Linked DNA regions of Homo sapiens: region 2 is linked to region 1. Evidence: chromatin loops called from intact Hi-C (ENCODE). Cell type or tissue: endothelial cell of umbilical vein. All regions are shown on one strand. Each heading gives the region's core, and the rest is flanking DNA. Links, peaks and the distances in the headings are about the cores only.

The links. Peaks named below come from ENCODE experiments on the same cell type or tissue, not always from the same donor. Only the 100,000 strongest peaks of a DNase experiment are listed, where the experiment ranks them.
Region 2: it touches region 1 in a loop (2.1-fold over the local background); 5 of 110 quality-filtered maps call a loop at or near these places.

The regions. Positions count from the first base shown.
Region 1 is chr3:149,549,714-149,559,284 of GRCh38, forward strand. All of the region lies in intron 3 of WWTR1 (WW domain containing transcription regulator 1), which reads right to left. Among named protein-coding and RNA genes, the nearest start is that of TM4SF4, 80 kb to the left of the region's middle. In endothelial cell of umbilical vein, for the core only: no CTCF peak of the experiment used is centred there; DNase peaks (open chromatin) are centred at 4,208, 4,608 and 5,358; H3K27ac peaks cover 3,562 bases.
Region 2 is chr3:149,603,803-149,613,373 of GRCh38, forward strand. All of the region lies in intron 2 of WWTR1 (WW domain containing transcription regulator 1), which reads right to left. Among named protein-coding and RNA genes, the nearest start is that of WWTR1-IT1, 43 kb to the right of the region's middle. RefSeq lists an enhancer at 820-1,510. In endothelial cell of umbilical vein, for the core only: no CTCF peak of the experiment used is centred there; DNase peaks (open chromatin) are centred at 2,349, 4,089, 6,069, 8,869 and 2 weaker places; H3K27ac peaks cover 8,000 bases.

The DNA of each region.
Region 1 (9,571 bases), core at 423-8,422:
TCGTGGTCCCAGCTACTTGGGAGGCTGGGGCAGGAGGATCACTTGAGCCCAGGAGGAAGAGACTACAATGAGCCATAATCATACTATTGCACTCCAGCCTGGGCAACAGAGTGAAACCTTGTCTCAAAAAAACAAAAAACAAAAAACAAAACAAAACAAAACAAAAAGGTAATTTGGTATTCTGTATGGGACTCTGGAACAGAAAAAGATATTAGATAAAAACTAAAGAAATCTGAATAAAGTATGGATTTAATAATAACTGGCTCACTAATTATAACAAATGTAGCATATTAATGTAATACACTAACAACAGGGGAAACTGGGTGAGTGAGTGTATAGGAACTCTCTTCTCAATTTTAATATAAAACTAAAACTGGTTTGAAAAACAGCAAATTTTAACGTGCCCAGTGAATACCAGGAACTTTGCTGGCTACTCTCTTTTTAATAGTCAATATTAATTTAATAGTCAATGGTTGGGGTATGTACAAATGGACACAATCTTTAAGAGAAAATCTGGTCTATAATGTGTCCCAGGGGAATAAATAGATATTAAGCTAAAACTTTTTAAATTGCTTCTAGAAGTGTTCCCTGGTCTAATAAGACTGGGAAATGTTGGGCTAAAGAAAGTTAAAATAATTTATTTTATTGGAAGATTTGTCAGTCTTTAGAGTAATAGGGGGTACCAAGACTTTCTGAAAGAGATATATGAATTCAACAACTCGTTTCTCAAACTTGCAAGGCTGATATTCTTCTGGATAGGAATACTAGGAAATGCTGGTCCACTGTAACTCAGTGGATGTCTTGGCAGAGTACTGAATTATAAATTAAATATGAATGAATATTATATTAAGTCCCTACTGTGTGCTTAGCTCTTTAAAATTAATTAAAGAAGCTGTTTAGGACACGGAGCCAGAGAAGGGAAAAAAGCGGACAGGGAATGTTGAACAAAGCAGTTTCATGTGCCTAGAATGAGGGACTGCTGTTCAAGATACAGAGTAATAGAAAAACAAAGCAAAACAAAATACAGGAAAAGCAAGGGTTATAAAAGACTGCTTGAATATCTGCTGACATTTTCCATAAGCACGTGATGATTTAAAAAGAAAATTTCAAAGATGGCTTAACTTCCGTATCAGTTTTCACAGGTAGTTAGCAAAGCCTTGCTAAATTAACTTCAGTTACATATATTCCAAATTATCTATCTTTTAGTTTTTTTTTTTCTTTAAAAAGCTTGCTTCTATAATAAAACCACATCAACTATTCCAAATAACACTTCTAACATCATCCTTTAAGAGTAGAACAGGTAAAGCCGGCACGGTGGCTCAGGCAGTAATCCCAGCACTTTGGGAGGCTGAGGCGGGCAAATCACCTGAGGTCGGGAGTTTGAGACCAGCCTGACCAACATGGAGAAACCCCATCTCTATTAAAAATACAAAATTAGCTGGGCATAGTGGTGCATGCCTTTAATCCCAGCTACTCGGGAGTCTGCGGCAGGAGAATCGTTTGAACCCAGGAGGCAGGAGGTTGCGGTGAGCCAAGACCACGCCATTGCTCTCCAGCCTGGGCAGCAAGAGTGAAACTTCGTCTCCAAAAAAAAAAGAGTAGAACAGGTAGAGGCTGACATTGTTTTTAAAACTTGAATGCAGTCTCTTCAAAATAGGTAAATATGCAACATTCAAAGGCATACACTGGGTAATACACTTGATATGGCATCTGGGAAACTTCCTCCTTGGAACAAGTGTTTAATTCAGTTTGATATTTGGGCCAGTAAGTTCATATAAACTTCATCAGAAACACTTTCCAGGAACCTAAACCCAACATGAGAGGGGAGCATAAAAGCTTCCAAAAGTTAGAATGCAAAGCTTTACAATCACCTCATTCTCTTCTTCTCTGTCACAGAGGGTGACCAATTATCCTGGTTTGCCTGGGACTGAGGGGTTTCCCAGAACACAGGTCACAGTGCTAAATCTGGGAAAGTCCCAGGCAAATGGGATGGTTTTTCACTCCAGGCCTATGGCCATCCATAGACCTAGGGCTAACTCAGGGCAGCAGAACTCAAATTTCCTATTTCCACCCTAATGCCTTCCCTTAAAAAGAGAACCAGGAGCCAGTACAAAATGACCTTTCATTATTCAGAACTGTCAGGCTATCCAGATTAGCTGTCAGTGTGTCCTCCTTGGATTAAAAATTGGTGGTTGTCCTTTTGTATCCATATTATGTGATAATTGGAATGGGAATATTACATACTCATTTTGTCTGTAATTTTTGAAGGAAATCAAGCACTATTTATGACATTTATTTTATGACTGCATTATATCACCCATAAACATGCACTTGGTTAAATGCAAAAGTCAGGAAAACCTTTCCTGTTGGACTCCTGGTTGAGCCATACATCTGAAGTAAAGCTCTTTTAAGAAACATTGAACTATTCTCTTCCTGTGATTTGAACTAACTCTCATGTTCCTGGACTTGTGCTCTTTATAAACAAGACCTGGGAAAGAGCAAAGTCTCCCCCTACCCCTCAGGACCAATCACAATGATATGGATCTTCCTTTCTTACAAAAATGGAACAAAAATAATTTTAGTGCATTTCAAATCTGATTAAGGCACAGAGTAGGCACTAAATACATTCTCCCCAAAGTAAGGTTAAGGGAGGTTAGAAATTGGTAACAAAATATCAGTTCCATTTATAGCAAGATGATCATCATAGGCTTTTTAAATTTCAAATAGAAACATAATCAAGATGAGAACTGAGAAAAAAACTGGCAACGCCTCACCCATAACTCATCTTCTCTAGAGGATGCATTTTAACCCTTACCTCTAGAGTTTCATAGGGGAATATCCAAAGGGTACCACATTCTAGTTGCTGCTTCCTCTTACTTCCAGAGCATAGTTGCCTGCTTAGCCCCATTTCATTCTGAGTTTCACACATGATTTACAAACTCATCACTTTCCCCACAGCACTCATTATAGGTGAGGGCCATGTATTTACCCGAGTTTGTGCTATCACCATAGAAATTCAGGATAGAAGGGTCTTAGTCCATTTAGAGCAATGGTTCTCAAACTTTTCTTTAGTAGTAGAATCCTTCTCCAGAGCCAAGTGTACGGCTTGAAGCAGAGGCTATCCTTATGTCCCAGGGTTCTTTCATCAGCTGAGGAAATTAGCACTTAAAGTCAGCACCTTTGACTGTCTTCTCTAAATCATCTTGGTCTTGCTTTCACTCTGCTTTCCCTTCAGGCATTTCTCAAGTGTCATGCTGAAACTTTAAACAAATGTTTAAAACACATTGAACAGGGCCCAGCTTTTGGAAACTGAACACTAAGGTTAGCTTCTGCTCACATCCCCCTGAGATTCTAGCATGGGACTTTGGGACAGACTTTAAAACCAATGATTTAGACTAATTCAGTTATTTTAGAGATGAAGAATATTGGAAGATTAAATGCCTCAGCCCAGATCTCAGGAACAGGCTGCGACAAACCTAGGAAACCCGGAACGCCTGCTAGAATACTACAGCTGGCATCAGCTGCATGGATCACCAATTACTGCCCAATGATCACCAACGGATCACCAATCACTGCCCAATCCTTTTTCGTAGTCATCAAAATATACGTGATAAGTTAAATTTGGTGATGAGGCCAAGTAGTGTTTCCTTTTCCCTATTTCATGAAAAAGTCTAACAGACTATTTTAATTAACTTATTTACTTTAAAATGATGGGATCAACGTGAATCGCATGTTTTGATGACACCATTTGTGTGACCTCACTTTATAGAAATGGTAGAGCATTTTGTTCTTCAATCCTCCAAAAAAAAAAGACAAAAATCAAATAAACTTTGAAAACTCACATTTCATAATTTAGAAAGGCTTATATATGGGAAGGAGAGGTGCTGCCATCAGCCAATGGTAGACCTTCTGGCCATAGAGGCTTTGTGGGAATAATGATATGCAACTGAAAGAAGCAAGCCAAAACATACAGGTGTAAATCGTTTCTGACTTATGTGCAGACCCAGCCACATCAAGCTTTGAAAAATATTTCAGCATCAAGAGTGTCTGGGTGCAGCTGCGGGTCTTTTCCTCTGTTTATGCGCCGTCCATGGCTTAACTCATGTGAACTGGCCAACGTCAGGTGTCACGCAGCCCTGTCTGATGGAAAACATATGTCTACAGAGGTAGGAAGAAAAACCCAGCCACAATCCAGCCTTGACTCAGTCACGATACAATGAAGGGAAAAAAAGGGCTGCAGACGCGTCTCTCGCCCTCCTTGTGTCTCTCTCAGCTCCTGCCAACAATGAGCCGCTTGTTTCTCTTATTTCCCAGAAACAGTATTAGCCATCCAACAAGGTCAGCAAAAAAAAAGCAGCTTTTCACTTCAGGGTGCATTTGGTTCCAAAAATCTGTAAAGTATTAAACCGAGAAGTTGTACTATCCCAACTTCACACTGAGCCCTTTATTCCAATTCTGGGTGAGAATAACTGCAAGGAAATTTCTCAGCCGGCTCAGTTGATAAGGCACAGAGCTCTGGAATATATGTTGATTCAGCCACACTTTCCCAGCTTCACTGTTTCAAGCCTTAAAACCACTTCCAGGTGCCCCAAAGCTTGCCAGATGGGCCTCCGGTCCTCCAGATGCCCCAAGCCTGTCTAGTTTTAGACTTGTAACCCAAGCTTCGTTTACTTCACAGGAAACCCTGAATTTTTAGCACCAGGAAATGATTTTCCTACTTGCTATCCTGCCTGCCCATCCAAACAATAATGTAGTCCACACACCAGTGTGCAAGTATCTAGGCAACTCTCCTTTTTCAGGTGTAAAATAGAAATGCCTGTAACACTGGCTTTTATATTTTCATAATAACTGCATTACCCCAAATGTATATTTTATTGGCATTTAAAGGATTCAGACATTAGTTCTCATCATTATAATATATCCAGGGAAGTCTAGGGAAAAAAAAAAATCACATCTTTCTGGCAGGCTGATTTCTTCTGGATCCTTTTTCCTGTAAAGAAAGAACTCTTTCTTCCACCTAAAGCAGCATCAGAATGTGCTACTCTGACTCCATTTGATTGCAGGGATATCTCAAGATTTATCACAAGTGGCCCGTGGCAGGAAGCACCTCTATGGAGTTAGTGAATTTAGAAAAACAATTATCTAGCCTGTGAAAAAGAGGAAATTTAGTTATTCACTTTGCTGCTTCACAAAGTTGTCCTTGTGATTTTGAATATAATTCCATGGTTGGGCAATAGCAGTACAACTACAACTGTTTTGTTATCTTCAGACAATAGGTATACTTTTATCCAGCAGGAAATGGAAACTCTGATTCATGCATTTATTTTTCTTTAGTCAGTAGAGAGTTTATTGTAGCTTTTTATTGGTTAGCTTTCCTGAATCATTTTAAAACTACTCCAGGTGCGAAGTATGGCAGTTGCCCAAGCTAAGAGAAAACGAATCTACAGCTGTGTTCCACACGGAATGGAAGAAAAGTTGCCAGCGTGAGTTGCTAGTTTTTAATGTGTGCATGTGTTTTTTAATAGCATGCCCTTTTAGTAAACATCTTTATTATGGAGATCATGTAACAGATACTAAGATTCCAAGAGGTAGTCAAAAGACTTGAACGATTCATAAAAGAGAACATGCAATTAGTAATAAAATATGGCAAATTATCAGCTTCGTAAGGAATCACACTAATGCAAATTAAAGAAACAGCCTTTTTCAGCAATCAAATAAGCAAAAACAATAGTGTGGTTTAGGTGCTTTGCATTGGGCCAGGACCACTCAGGAAAAAAAAAAAAAACGAAAGAAGAATGTAACCAGGGGTAACAGGATTAGGAAATCTGGTAGAAGTATATGCCAAATTTTGGAAACCTGTATAAATATGCATTTCATTGAGGACTGTACCCATATATCTTATAGGATTTCTAGTGACCCCCAAAAAGTTAATTACCTTTGAAATGAAAAAGTATTAGAATATTAACAGTGGTGGTGTTTCGCTTATAGAACTATAGATGATTTTTTTTCTTTCCAATGATCTACGGTTCACCTAGCTATTCATTTCCCCTGTTTCTAGGAAGTAGAGATACAATGATGAACAAGACAGCAAGGTCCCTGCCCTGTAGGAGATTATCGTCTAACGAAAAGACAGGCTATAACAAATGTACAGAATAATTTTAGTGATAAGGGATTTGAACAAAGAAATGTGGAGCTATTTTAGGCAGGGAAGTTAAGAAAGGCCTCTGTGAAGCAGTGATGTGTGCTCTAAATCTGAATGAAGTATGGAAATCAGGGTGGGGGACAAGTACAAAGATCCTAAGGTGGAAACTGTGAGCTTGGAGTACTTGTGCAAAATCAGAGCAGCCCATGTGGCTGAGGAGCAGAGGGTGAGGGGCCGGGACCAGGTCCCTTGAGGCCTCTTGCCTGTGGTGAGCACTGTGGTTGGCCTCTATTCCAGACTGATAGAAATCTCCTTCCAGCTGACTGCCTGGACTGCATGGGAAACTGCCAGATTATTTCACACTCTATGGTAAAATTTAAAATTCTGAAGAAATCCAGAGACTCTGGGGGCACACAGTGAAGTGAGTCAAAAAGTGTGAAGCAGGCCGGGTGCAGGGGCTCATGCCTGTAATCCCAGCACTTTGGGAGGCCGAGGTGGGCAGATCACAAGGTCAGGAGTTCCAGACCAGCCTTGCCAACATAGTGAAACCCCGTCTCTACTAAAATTACAAAAATTAGCTGGGTATGGTGGCACGCGCCTGTAGTCCCAGCTACTTGGGAAGCTGAGGCGGGAGAATTGCTTGAACCCGGAAGGTGGAGGTTGCAGTGAGCCGAGATCGCGCCACTGCACTCCAGCCTGGGAGACAGAGTGAGATGCCGTCTCAAAAACAAACAAACAAACAAACCATGAAGGAAAGAGGCCACTCCTTGGGATCAATGCCTCTCGGTTTGTTGTCTCTCAGCCCTGTAAAGTGGTTCAGGATCTTTGGGAAGGAAAGGAATAAGGTTTGGGGCAAGGATGGGGGAACAGACAGAAACCAAAGCAGCTCTGCTTTTAAACACTTACAAAGAGGAGATTCTGATCCCAAGCAAAACAAAATAAAAGCCTGTAGCTCTAAATTTTATTTGAGAAGGTGTGTCAAAAGGAGCTTCCTTCTTAAAAATGAAAACAAAACATACAACAAAAAAACTACAGTTCTGGATTTTCTAAATGTTATCCTTGAATCAAAATGCATATGTAGTATACACTCATTTTGGTCTTCTGTGAACACTGGCTGGTGCTCTGAGATCATGCCACTACCCAGTATTTAAAAAGACTATAGAAAACTTCCCCATAAAACTCCTAGTGTTCCCTACTGGAATCTTCTTTTTTTTTTTTTTTTTTTTTTTTTTTGAGACAGAGTTTCACTCTGTCACCCAGGCTGGAGTGCAATGGCACGGTCTCAGCTCACTGCAACCTCCGCCTCCCTGATTCAAGCGATTCTCTTACCTCAGCCTCCCAAGTAGTTGAGATTACAGGCGCCCACCACCACGCCCAGCTAATTTTTGTATTTTTTAATAGAGATGGGATTTCACCATATTGGCCAGGCTGATCTCGAACGCCTGACCTCAGCTGATCCGCCCGCCTGGGCCTCCCAAAGTGCTGGGATTACAGGCGTGAGCCACTGTGCCAGGCCACTACTGTAATTTCTTTTTTAAGGACATTGTCCCCTAGATCACAGAGTCTAGATGACTTACGGGGAAGTACAGGAGAACTCCCTCTTACATCTCTGTGTCTAGAAAAACTACATTTCTCTTCAACACCATGAAAGCCTTTATCTCTTGAGTGATCTGACTCCTATAACAGAGCATATTATCTTCTTTACAAGATCCCCCAGGAATCTCACAGCCAAATCTGTAGGTACCTCTAGCAACCACACAAGGCCCCATGGTATGCATTTTTTCCCTGGCTTTTTTTCTCAGCCACAGTCCTTTACCCCAACTTAATTCAATTATTTATTTTTATCCTTTTGAATTACATGTTTTGGCCAGGCACAGTGGCTCACCCCTGTAATCCCAACACTTTGGGAGGCTGAGGCGGGAGGATCACCTGAGGTCAGGAGTTCAAGACCAGCCTGGCCAACATGGTGAAACCCCATCTCTACTAAAAATACAAAAATTAGACAAGCGTGGCGGTGTGTGCCTGTAGTCTCTGCTACTGGGGAGGCTGAGGCACGAGAATCACTTGGACCAGGGAGGTGGATGTTGCAGTGAGCGGAGATCACGCCATTGCACTCCAACCTGGGTGACAGAGCAAGGCTCCATCTCAAAAAAAAAAAAAAAAAAGAATTATATGTTTTTTAAGATGCAAGAGTAGGGAACAAATGAATGGAAGCATCATAATTTCATTTTAAAACTACTCGTGTGTCAGTCACAGATTGCCCTCAATGAGAAACTTGTAAACCTGTGAATGGGCCCCAAGCAGTACACCTGCCAGTCTAGGACTCAGAATGAAGTGAAGGAGAAATGGGTTTTTTGTGGTCTTGAGTCACACTGAGACAGTCAACTGCTTGTGACTCTAATAAACATAGCCTACCTTTTGTAAATAAATTAAAAAAAAAACCTACCTGTGTGTATATAGCTGCACAGATATATTATGTGTCAAATAAATAATGTTCTGTGAAGCTTAACTGAGCAGGTTGGAAATTTTACTTGTTAGTCATCCCGAGGGGAAGAGTTTACATGATTTTAGGCCATACCTTATAGAGACCTGGTAGACCAAAAAGCCTTTCCACATATTTCATTAGCTTTACAGAACATATTCATTAGAGGAGCCATTTGGCACAAGCATGCTCTGCTGCCCCCACCCCACCTTCCATAGACACTACCTTCATCAAGTGATCAAAGCTAATGTCACCTATAGTGGAACAAATCGTGTGCCTCCTGATAGGATTCAATGAGAAGAACACAACATCACTTCCATGGTATTCCTGCCAAAAATTTATAACCTAAACCAAAATCACGAAGAAATGCCGGACAAATCCAAATTTAAAAATGATTCACAAAATAACTGGCCTATATATTCCTCAAAAATGTCAAGGTCCAGAACACAAGGACCGAAGACTTGTTCCAAATTAGAAGAGATTATGGAAACAGGACAACTAAATGCAATGTGAGATCCTCAATCACATCCTGGGCCAGAAACAAAAATAGCCACAAAGGACATCACCGGGACAACTGAAGACATTTCGAATCTGGGCTATTAGATAAGAGTATTGTATCAATGTTAAATTTCCTGATTTTGATACCTACACTGTGCTTATATAAGAAAATGTCCAGCTGGGCACGGTGGCTCACGCCTGTATTCCCAGCACTTTGGGAGGCCAAGGCAGGCAGATCACCTGAGGTTAGGAGTTCCAGACCAGCCTGGCCAACATGGGGAAACCCCATCTCTACTAAAAATACAAAAATTTGCCAGGCGTAGTGGCACACACCTGTAGTCCCAGCTACTTGGGAGGCTGCAGCAGGGGAATTGCTTGAACCCAGGAGATGGAGGTTTCAATGAGACGAGATCATGCCACTGCACTCCAGCCTGGGCAACAGAGCAAGA
Region 2 (9,571 bases), core at 907-8,906, 55 kb after region 1:
ATAATGTCAATGAAAAAAAAATCCTCTACTGGTGCTACATAAGCGGCATACCAAAAAAAAAAAAAAAAAAAAGCATGTGAAGCTGTACAGATCTCAGTCAAGAACACATTGGCCACATCTAAGGTCAGTGATAGTATTTTGCCACGGTCATAGATTTTATGTTGTATTCATGATACATACAGATAATTAGAAAGACTGAGTTCATTAAATATATTCAAAACACAGAAACTTTTTAAACTCCATAAATAGTAGTAATACTATAAGTAGTAGTACATGAAAAATAGTTTCATATTACATAATATGCAAAGCATTTTTGCTTTTGATTCTCTTAATATTTATTTCATGCTCCAACCCTGTAAGATAAGTATTATCCCAACTTTATAGGCTAAGGACCTGAGACCTAGAAGTTAAATAACTGGCTTAAAATCACACTGCCAACACTGCCAGACAATGGCTGAGGCCTCATTCCCTGTGACAGGGCCACCCCCTCACAGCTCACTGCATGCACACCCCACCACATCCCGGGAAGGAGCTTGCACAGGACTTTAAGGGCACATGACTTGGCTTCCATCTCTACTCATCATCCAGAGATGCTCCTTAGCTAAAAGAGAAGTTAATCTCAGGAAATCAATGCTAGCAGGGCCAGGTTTTACTCTTAGGGTTCTATCTCAAATTTTAGCTACAATTTAGAAAATGCAGGAAGTGAAGGAAGGAGGTCAAAGAAAGAGCCCTGGGACTTCCAGGAGGGCCAGGTGCTCCTTGTGTCACAGTTGCTGCTACAAGGGCTGCCTTAATCCCTAGTCCCCTAGCCCAGCCCCATTCCTCCCAGCCCACATGCTGACCAGCTGCTCAGTGTTTCTCTGTAGGGTATGTGAGGGGCAGATGCAGGCCAGCCCAAGGCTGCTGGCCTTCCGTGTGCTGCCCTTCCTGCTGAAGCGGTACTGGCCCTTCTTCACACCCTCCCAGTCTGCTCAGATCAGACACACTGGCAGGCCAGAAGGCAGGTGGGAGGACAGGTGCCAGGAAAAACCAGGCATAGAGAAAGGCCCACACAGAAGCTGAAGCCATACGTTCTGCATTCTTACCCATGGAGCAAAGGAGGGAAATGTCAATGGAAGGCTTGAGGTGCTGAGGTTCATGGTCACCTTATCCCTTGGATTTCAGGGTAGTGAGATTCATGGATAGGCTTCCAAGCCTGTGCACTGAAGGAGGGAAGGGTCACTAATTGAGAAAACAAGTAATTTAGACAGAAGGAGCAGCACTAAAGGTCCAGAGGCCGGAGACAGCACAATACACAGGAGAAACTGTAAGATCATCAATATGGTTGGAGAGTGGAGACCTGGTCACAGGGCCTCTCATAAGCTAAGGCATTTGAACTTTATCCTAAATGCCAAACGAGGAGCTTCAAAGCACATGCATAATTAAGACATCTGTCTTTTTAGAAAATCACTTTGGCCACAGCATGAGAGTGGATCAGAGGAGAGTAAGACCAGCTACCAGGTAGGAGACCAGTTAGAAGACTATTGCAGGAGCACAAGCAAAGGATGACCTTTCTAGTGTAGTGACCTACACTAGAAAACATAGACAAGGGAGCAGGTTATGGAGGAAATGTATGAGGCGGGACTGAGAGAACTTGGAGGACTGGATGTGATAGGTGAGGAAGAAATAATGGGTGAGGCAGTAATTTGAGCAATGTGGTTACTGAGTTCCATAACAACGGAGAAGGAGCAAGTTCGAGAGTGAGATAATGAATTTGCTTTGGACATGTTGCCTTTGAGGTGACTGTGGCGCATGCAAGTAGACGTGTTTAATGGGCAAAAGAATAGGGTATCCAGCACTCAAAAGAAAGATTTGTGCTAGAGATTTAGACTAGGGACTTATCACCATACAGTTGCTGAAACATTTTCTCTAGTTACTAAAATGTGGTCCCGAGTTACAGACTCCCTCAAGCCCCAGCCACCCCATGAAGCTGCTTTCTTACCACTAGTTAACATTCTGAAGTCCTCTCCTGAATCTAATATCCTGTCCAATACCACTGAGATACTGGAGAAACAAGAGAACACAGCTATAAAGACAAACAGGTACTGTCACAGGTGGCATACTGCTATGGTGTGAATGTCTGTGTCCCCACCAAATTCATATGTTGAAATATAACCTCCCAACATGGGGCCTTTGGAAGGTAGTTAGATCATGGGGGCAGAGCCCACATGGAATGGGATTAAGGCCCTCATGAAAGAGGCCAGAGAGAGCTTGTTTATCCCTTCTACCATATGATGACTCGGGTAGAAGGCATGATCTATGAGGAATAGGCCCTCATAAGACACCACATCTGCTGGTGTCTTGATCTTGTACTTCCTAGCTACCAGAACTGTGAGAAATAAATGTTTGTTGTTTCCTGAGCCACCTAGTTTATGGTATTTTTGTTATAGTAGCCTGGACAGACTGAGAAACATACTAATTATTTCATGCATATGTATTTTCCTGTCCCATTCCGCTTTAAGCGTTTCAGGTCAAAAATGTGTCTGCTATATGCCCTGGGTTTCTCTAAGGCAGTCTTGGTTTCAAACATTCTGGCCCTATGCATTCTTTTATCATTAAAATTTCTAAGAAATCCCAGCATTTCCTCAAATAGTAACTGACCAAATCTAGTCAGTAAACATTATAATATATAGGTCATGAAACACTGAGGTCTACAAAAGATACACAAAACTATGGGGTGAGGAAACATCAGTATTTCTCACTAAATTACACGAATAATAGCTTATATTGATATAGCTTCTTTTGTGAGGGGTGGGTAAAATACCACTTATAGGCTCATTCAAACCAAGTGCTGAGAATAGAGTGATGGGCAATACACACTCCGCCTTCATCCAGCTTCTTGTCAGATAATGACATAAACAATTACAGTTGCTCAGAAGAAGTAAGGATGCTAACAGGGGAAACTTCAGTCCACATAAAACTCAGGGAAAGCTTCCATAAAGAGAAGACCTTTCAAGTTGAGACTTACCAGGAATTAACTAGATGATAAAGGCAGAGAAGGAAGAGATTCCAAAGGGCGGCAAATGTGTGTGTGAAAGACCTGAAGTCAGATTTAACTTTATTCAAAAAGAACTGCGAGGCATCCACTCTGACTAGAAGCAGAGCAAAGCCGGGGTGGCCTGGAGGGGAGTGATACACAGTGAATGCTTTCGCTATTGTTGGACTATTGGTTACGGTTATAATACTACTATTACAATGGTATTTTTTTATTTGTAAAGCCCAAAAATGCCACCCTCATAAAAGCAGACAAAACTCATGATATCAAGGCAAAGCCATGACGCAGTTTTAACAGATATTACTATTTTCAGTTGCTTTTACTTTTTGAAATATTCATCTTTTTTAGTATTCATTGAATAAATGCATGTGAAATCTTTTTTTATGAGGAGAAATGTGTAACATAAATATAAATCCACTAATGCTGCTTAGAAGACTGATAACACGGGTTAACTTCAGTGACCTTTGAGAATTTGACATAGTTCTTTTCTTTTTTTGAGACAGAGTTTCACTCTGTTGCCCAGGTTGGAGTGCAGTAGCGTGATATTGGCTCACTGCAACCTCCACCTCCTGGATTCACGCCATTCTCCTGCCTCAGCCTCCTGAGTAGCTGGGACTACAGGCACACGCCGCAATGCCCGGGTAAATTTTTGTATTTTTAGTAGAGACAGGGTTTCACCATGTTAGCCAGGATGGTCTCGATCTCCTCACCTCGTGATCCGCCCGCCTCGGCCTCCCAAAGTGCTGGGATTACAGGTGTGAGCCACTGCACCCAGCCTTGACGTAGTGATTTTCTAAAGAACTTACTGAATTGATCTTCCCTAAAGTTTTAAATTGATTGAAGTACTTTCCAAATTAACTAATATAACTAAAACGATAGAATTCATTCTTTGTCAGTGAGGAATCAGAGTTCTCTTCAATGATTAACAACTTTAGGCGACTGCAAAAGTCAACAAAGACCTGTGTGACTGTAAAATTTCCTCTGGTAATTCAAAAACATTACTCAGAGATTTCCCAAGAGATAACTGAAACAAAAAAAGAAAAATAAGTAATGAATAAGTACACCTCCTCTGAAAAGTACGAATAAAACCATCTACCTAGCATCTTCAACAGGAGATTCCATTAGAATGCAAGTTTCGTGAGGGCAAATAGTTTAGTCTTCAAGGCCTAAGCCAGTGCCTTGAAGTACATGGTAGGTACTCAAGAACTATTTGTTACATGAATGAATAAATAAATGAATAACTAAAGTAACTGCAAAAATCAATATCTGATATTGTTGAATTCTGAGTATAATTATTCATATACATTTATTATTTTTAATAAAAATAGTGTAAATGCCTAATTGCCCATTATATTGTTTTTATAACTTCAAGAAAGACTGCACAAAATAGAAAAAAAATTTATTTAGAATACTAATATGTACATTTTTGTATTGTAACTACCCTACCATCTGTTTCACACACATGCACACACACAAATGTGCACACACACACAACCACCATCACCAGAGCCTGCACAGTTAGCACATATTAGTTTCTCAACAAATATCTAAATTTTTTTTTTTTTTTGAGATGGAGTCTTGCTCTGTCACCCAGGATGGAGTGCAGTGGCATGATCTTGGCTCACTGCAACCTCCATCTCCTGGGTTCAAGCCATTTTCCTGCCTCAGCCTCCCAAGTAGCTAGGACTACAGGCATGTGCCACCACGCCTGGCTAATTTTTTTGTATTTTTAGTAGAGATGGGGGTTTCACCATACTGGCCAGGCTGGTTTCGAACTCCTGACCTCAAGTGGTCCGCCTGCCTTGGCCTCCCAAAGTGCTAGGATTACAGGTGTGAGTCACCACGCCAGGCCTAAATAATTTTTTAAAAGGTAAATTGCAATAATTATCAGAAGAAGAACCAAAACACAAGTGATAAAGGGTCTAAAACGTTAAGATCAGTCAAGTGGCTCACGCGCTATAATCTCAGCACTTTGGGAGGCCAAAGCAGGAGGACTGCTTGAGCCCAGGAGTTTGAGACCAGCCTGGGCAACATGGCAAAACCCTGTCTTTACAAAAGAAAAAAAATAGAAATAATACAAAAATTAGTGAGCTGTGGTGGCATGTGCCTGTAGTCCCAGCCACTCAGGAGGCTGAGGTGGGAAGATTGCTGGAGCCTTGGAGGTAGAGGTAGCAGTGAGCCCTGATCACACCATTGCCCTCCTGCCTGGGTAGCAAAGTGAGACCTTGTCTCAAAAAAAACCTAATTAATTAATTAAAATAAAATGTTAAGCTCTACACGAAGCCCTAGAAGTCATCTAGTCCAACTTCATCATGTACCAGATGGGCAGCCAAGGTCCAAAGTGCCATTCAGCTTTACACTAACAGGGCAGGGACAAGAACACTGGACTCCTCAAAGCCATCCAACTCCACCAGGAAATTTTCTTCACAAGTTTGGGTTAGCTAATCATAATCGGATTACCTACTAAAAGGTACAGAATGTGTAATGTGTTATCCACTACACCTCCCCACCTAAGAAATTATTGCGCTAGTTCACCAGGATAGGGTCAGCAAACTATGCCCTGCACCCAAATCCTACCCACTACCTGTTTTTGTACAACAGGGAATCTAAGAATGGTTTTTACATTTTTAAATAATTGTAACAAATTAAAATAATACTATTTTGTGACATATGAAAATTCAAATTTTTGTGTCCATAAATACAGTTGTATTGGAACACAGCTACTCTCATTTGTTTCTAAAACTGTCTATGGCTGCTCTCATACCACAACAGCAGAGCTGAAAATTTACAACAGGGACTTTATGGCCCATGAAGTCTAAACTATTTACCTCTAGCCCTTTACAGAAAATGTTTCTCGACCTTTGCACTAGGAGATAGCTAATGTGGCTTTAGTAAGTTTCACCTTCAAAAGAGCCAGGGTTGTCCCCACCAACTTGCAGTCACTCACATGCTATTTCCTCTTCTTTGATTACTGAAACTCCACAGCAAACTATTGTTTTTACCAGTCACCCAGAAAACGAAGATAAACGTTTCCACAGAGGAAATAATAACCTTCCTTTTCCAAGGTCCTCCTCTGCCTCACGTCCAGTGAAATTAAAAGCAATTCTTCATTCACAGGGGTTCTGTGTCATTTTCCCCAACAGAATTCAGAGGACAACATTAATTCACTTTTACAATGAAGGGCTCAGGCAGAAGAAAAGTAGCTAGTAGTGAGTTTATCCTAAGAAAAAAAGGAATGTTTAACATTTTCTGGAACGGAAAGCATTTTTGTTTTCCCTTGAGATGCTATTCTTTCTAACATCAAATGCAAACTGCCATTATATACTATACATCTTCTAAAAATTGAAAATCATAATATCCATACTTAAATTTTCAACTTTCCAGTTTTCCAATTACAAGCAAAGTACCAAATTCATACCTGCTCAGTGTTGCAAAATGATTTTAAAATGTAATGATGTTTTTGTTTGATTTTGTTTCATAGTATTTTCCTCTACCAATGTACAAAACACTCCCTTGTAACAAATAAACTAAGAAAATCGCATTCCCAGGGCCTTGGGAAATAACTTTAAGGGTGTCTCTGTTCACTTACATCATGAACCCAGCTCTTATGCTCCTAAAGTTACAAATGGCCACTCTTCGTTTTAATAGCAGATTTAAAGAAACCTAATGTTAGTTCAACACGGGTAAACAGTCTCTCACACAGTATAAATAAAGAATTCTTTGAGTTGTAAATAGTAGTTGCTCAAAGAAGTGGAAGGGTGGCTGAGGAAGACAGAGAAAAGATGCCTTCTCTCCTCTCTTTCTAGCAGGGCAGGCCAGGGAAAGGAGGCAGGACGCCAGAAGGCTGGAAGAGCTCAGCCATCCAGAAGGACAGCAGGGTTGCCAACTTCTGAAAGCAGCCACCATTCATTCACTGTTCACTCATTTGTCAAACATCAACTGAACACTCTCCTATTTATACAACATCCGGGGGACTCAAAAGAAGAAAACAGCCTGGACACTGCTGTTCATAAGAAGCCTTACTGTCCAGGCACAGTGGCTCACACCTGTAATCCCAACACTTTGGGAGGCCAAGGTGGGAGGATCGCTTGAAGTCAGGAGTTTGAGACCAGCTTGGGCAGTGAACCAAGACCCCATCTGTACAAAAAAAAAAAATTTTTTTTAAATTAGCTGGGCATGGTGGTTCATATGCCTGTGATCCCAGCTACTCAGGAGGCTGAGGTGGGAAGATAGATTGACCCCAGGAATTCAAGGCTGCAGTAAGCTATGATTGCACCACTGCTCCAGCCTGGGTGACAGCAAGACCTCATCTTTAAAAATAAGAATAATAGTAAAAGTTTTTAAAAACTTTTTTTTTAAAAAGAAGGCCACTAACATGCAGGTTAAGGCAAAATGTACGCAGAACCAAGAAAGCTGCGTAGCAAGACAATGACCCATGCCAGGGGTCAGCTAACTACAGCCTGCAGGCCAAGTCTAGCTGGCAGCTTGTTTCTGTGAATAAAGTTTTATTGGAATATGGCCACACTCACTTATCTATGTATTGTCTACAGATGCTTTCACATTACAATGGCACAGTTGAGTGGAAGCAACAGAGACCATGTGTCTGGCAAAGCCAAAAAACAATCTGGACTCTTTCAGAAAGTTTGCCTATCCCTGACATAGGCCAGAGAGGGATCAATCCAACTGGAGTAATCAGAGAAGACTATATGAAAGAACTGACATTTGATCTAAGTTTTGATTACTCAACGTTTCAAAAGGCAGAAATGGGAAAATCATATTGTGAGGGGCAGAATGGCCAAGGCGAGATGAGTCTGAGCAATGAAAGGACTGAATTTGAATGGGGTACAGGATATGAGGTGGGGAGTTGTGGCAAAGTGGCTAATGATACCTACCCAGACTACATGGTTTAACAGTTAATAACATAGCTCCAGAGTGTTTGCTAGCTTACTGGAAATGTCATTCCCCTTTTCTCTAGCTTCCTTCACATTTATGGCTAATTCCATAGCTCACAAATATGTTTGTTCACTGATTGATTACTGTGATCAATCAAAAGTTTGCATGTCAGTTTAATTTCAAAAACACTTCTATTTACATTATTGCCTAGACTTACATTTAATCCTCAATCACATCAGACATTACTATTCCTACTTGACAAATGATAAAAACTGGGCAACTCACCTCATGTCCCATATGGCGTCAGGGGCAAGAGACTGGCTTAGAACCCTGGATTCTCCAACCCATCTCATGACCCACCTTAGGAAGACACTCATATTGGAAAGGTTACCACCTGGACTGTATTCTAGACCAGAAATTCTGATAATCAAACACCAAATAATCAAACAGGAATGCTTTTTTGGGGCATATCCTTGCTATACCTGAACTGTGGCCTGATAGTAGCTCAAAATCCACATCAAAGACCAAGTTCGAGGTACATTCATTTTATACTTAATGAAATCTGGTCAATTCACATAATTTTGTTACAATGGGCATTGGGTAAACGTTCTCACAGATTAACTTAATCCATTATAGGAGGGGAAAAGAAAAAAAAAAAAACTCCACCTACCAGTATATACTTTGGCAGTTGGATCATCATTATTTTGCACTGGAAACCTAGAACCCTTAAGAGAAAGGTATCATTTGTAATTAATTTTCCTGTCCTTTGTACTTGTAAGTAAACAGGTGGTGTTCGGATGAGTCCCTTAAAAGCCCCTGTTGCCTGCCAATTAAGTAATAATATTTTCTTTTCAGGGAAGTGCCATAAAAGAGACTCTAACATCTTGGGTCACTGAGTACTTCCTATGCAGGAGGATATGAGGCTGCAACACTGAATTTTTCCACCAGCAGGATATTCAATGTGATGAGTAAATTAGCAATTAGCATGGAAAATAGGAGTTATTCTCAGCATTTGTCATATGAGAGATCAGAATTCCTGCACTCGTCACGTCTGTATAAATGGTTTCTTTAACCATGAACATCGTCTCCTCTTAACTCCCTCCCCATGTCACTCCACTCACAATCCACCTACACTGATACCTCAAAACATCTCTTCCTACACAATTTTTAATGTTTTATTCCTTTACCTGCTTGCTTTACACAAGCCTGTCTAGAGTCCTCTACAACTAAATTATTTCCATCATCGTTAACTTTAGAACACGGTTCCAATGCCAGTCTGAAAACCATTCTGAAATATCCAACAGCTCTTCTTCCAAAGTGCAGGTGGGTAGGCTGGCAGCAGAGCAGAGATGGCTTTTTATACTTTCAGGATCATAAGGGGAGAGACTACACTCTGCTAGTGTTTTGTCTTCCAGCATCCACCATCTCCTAGCCTTTCCCAACACCCACCTCTTAAAACCTGGGCAGTCTCAGAAGGCAAGACCAGGAAATGTAAAGGCACAGGACCAGACAGAATCATATATGAAAGCCTAACACAGCTTAGGGGACTGGCCTAGGAACTATGGCCAATTATCCTCTCTCTTGGCCTAATGAGATTATGTCATGAAGATGAGTACCACTCCCTACCATCAGTAATGAGAATGC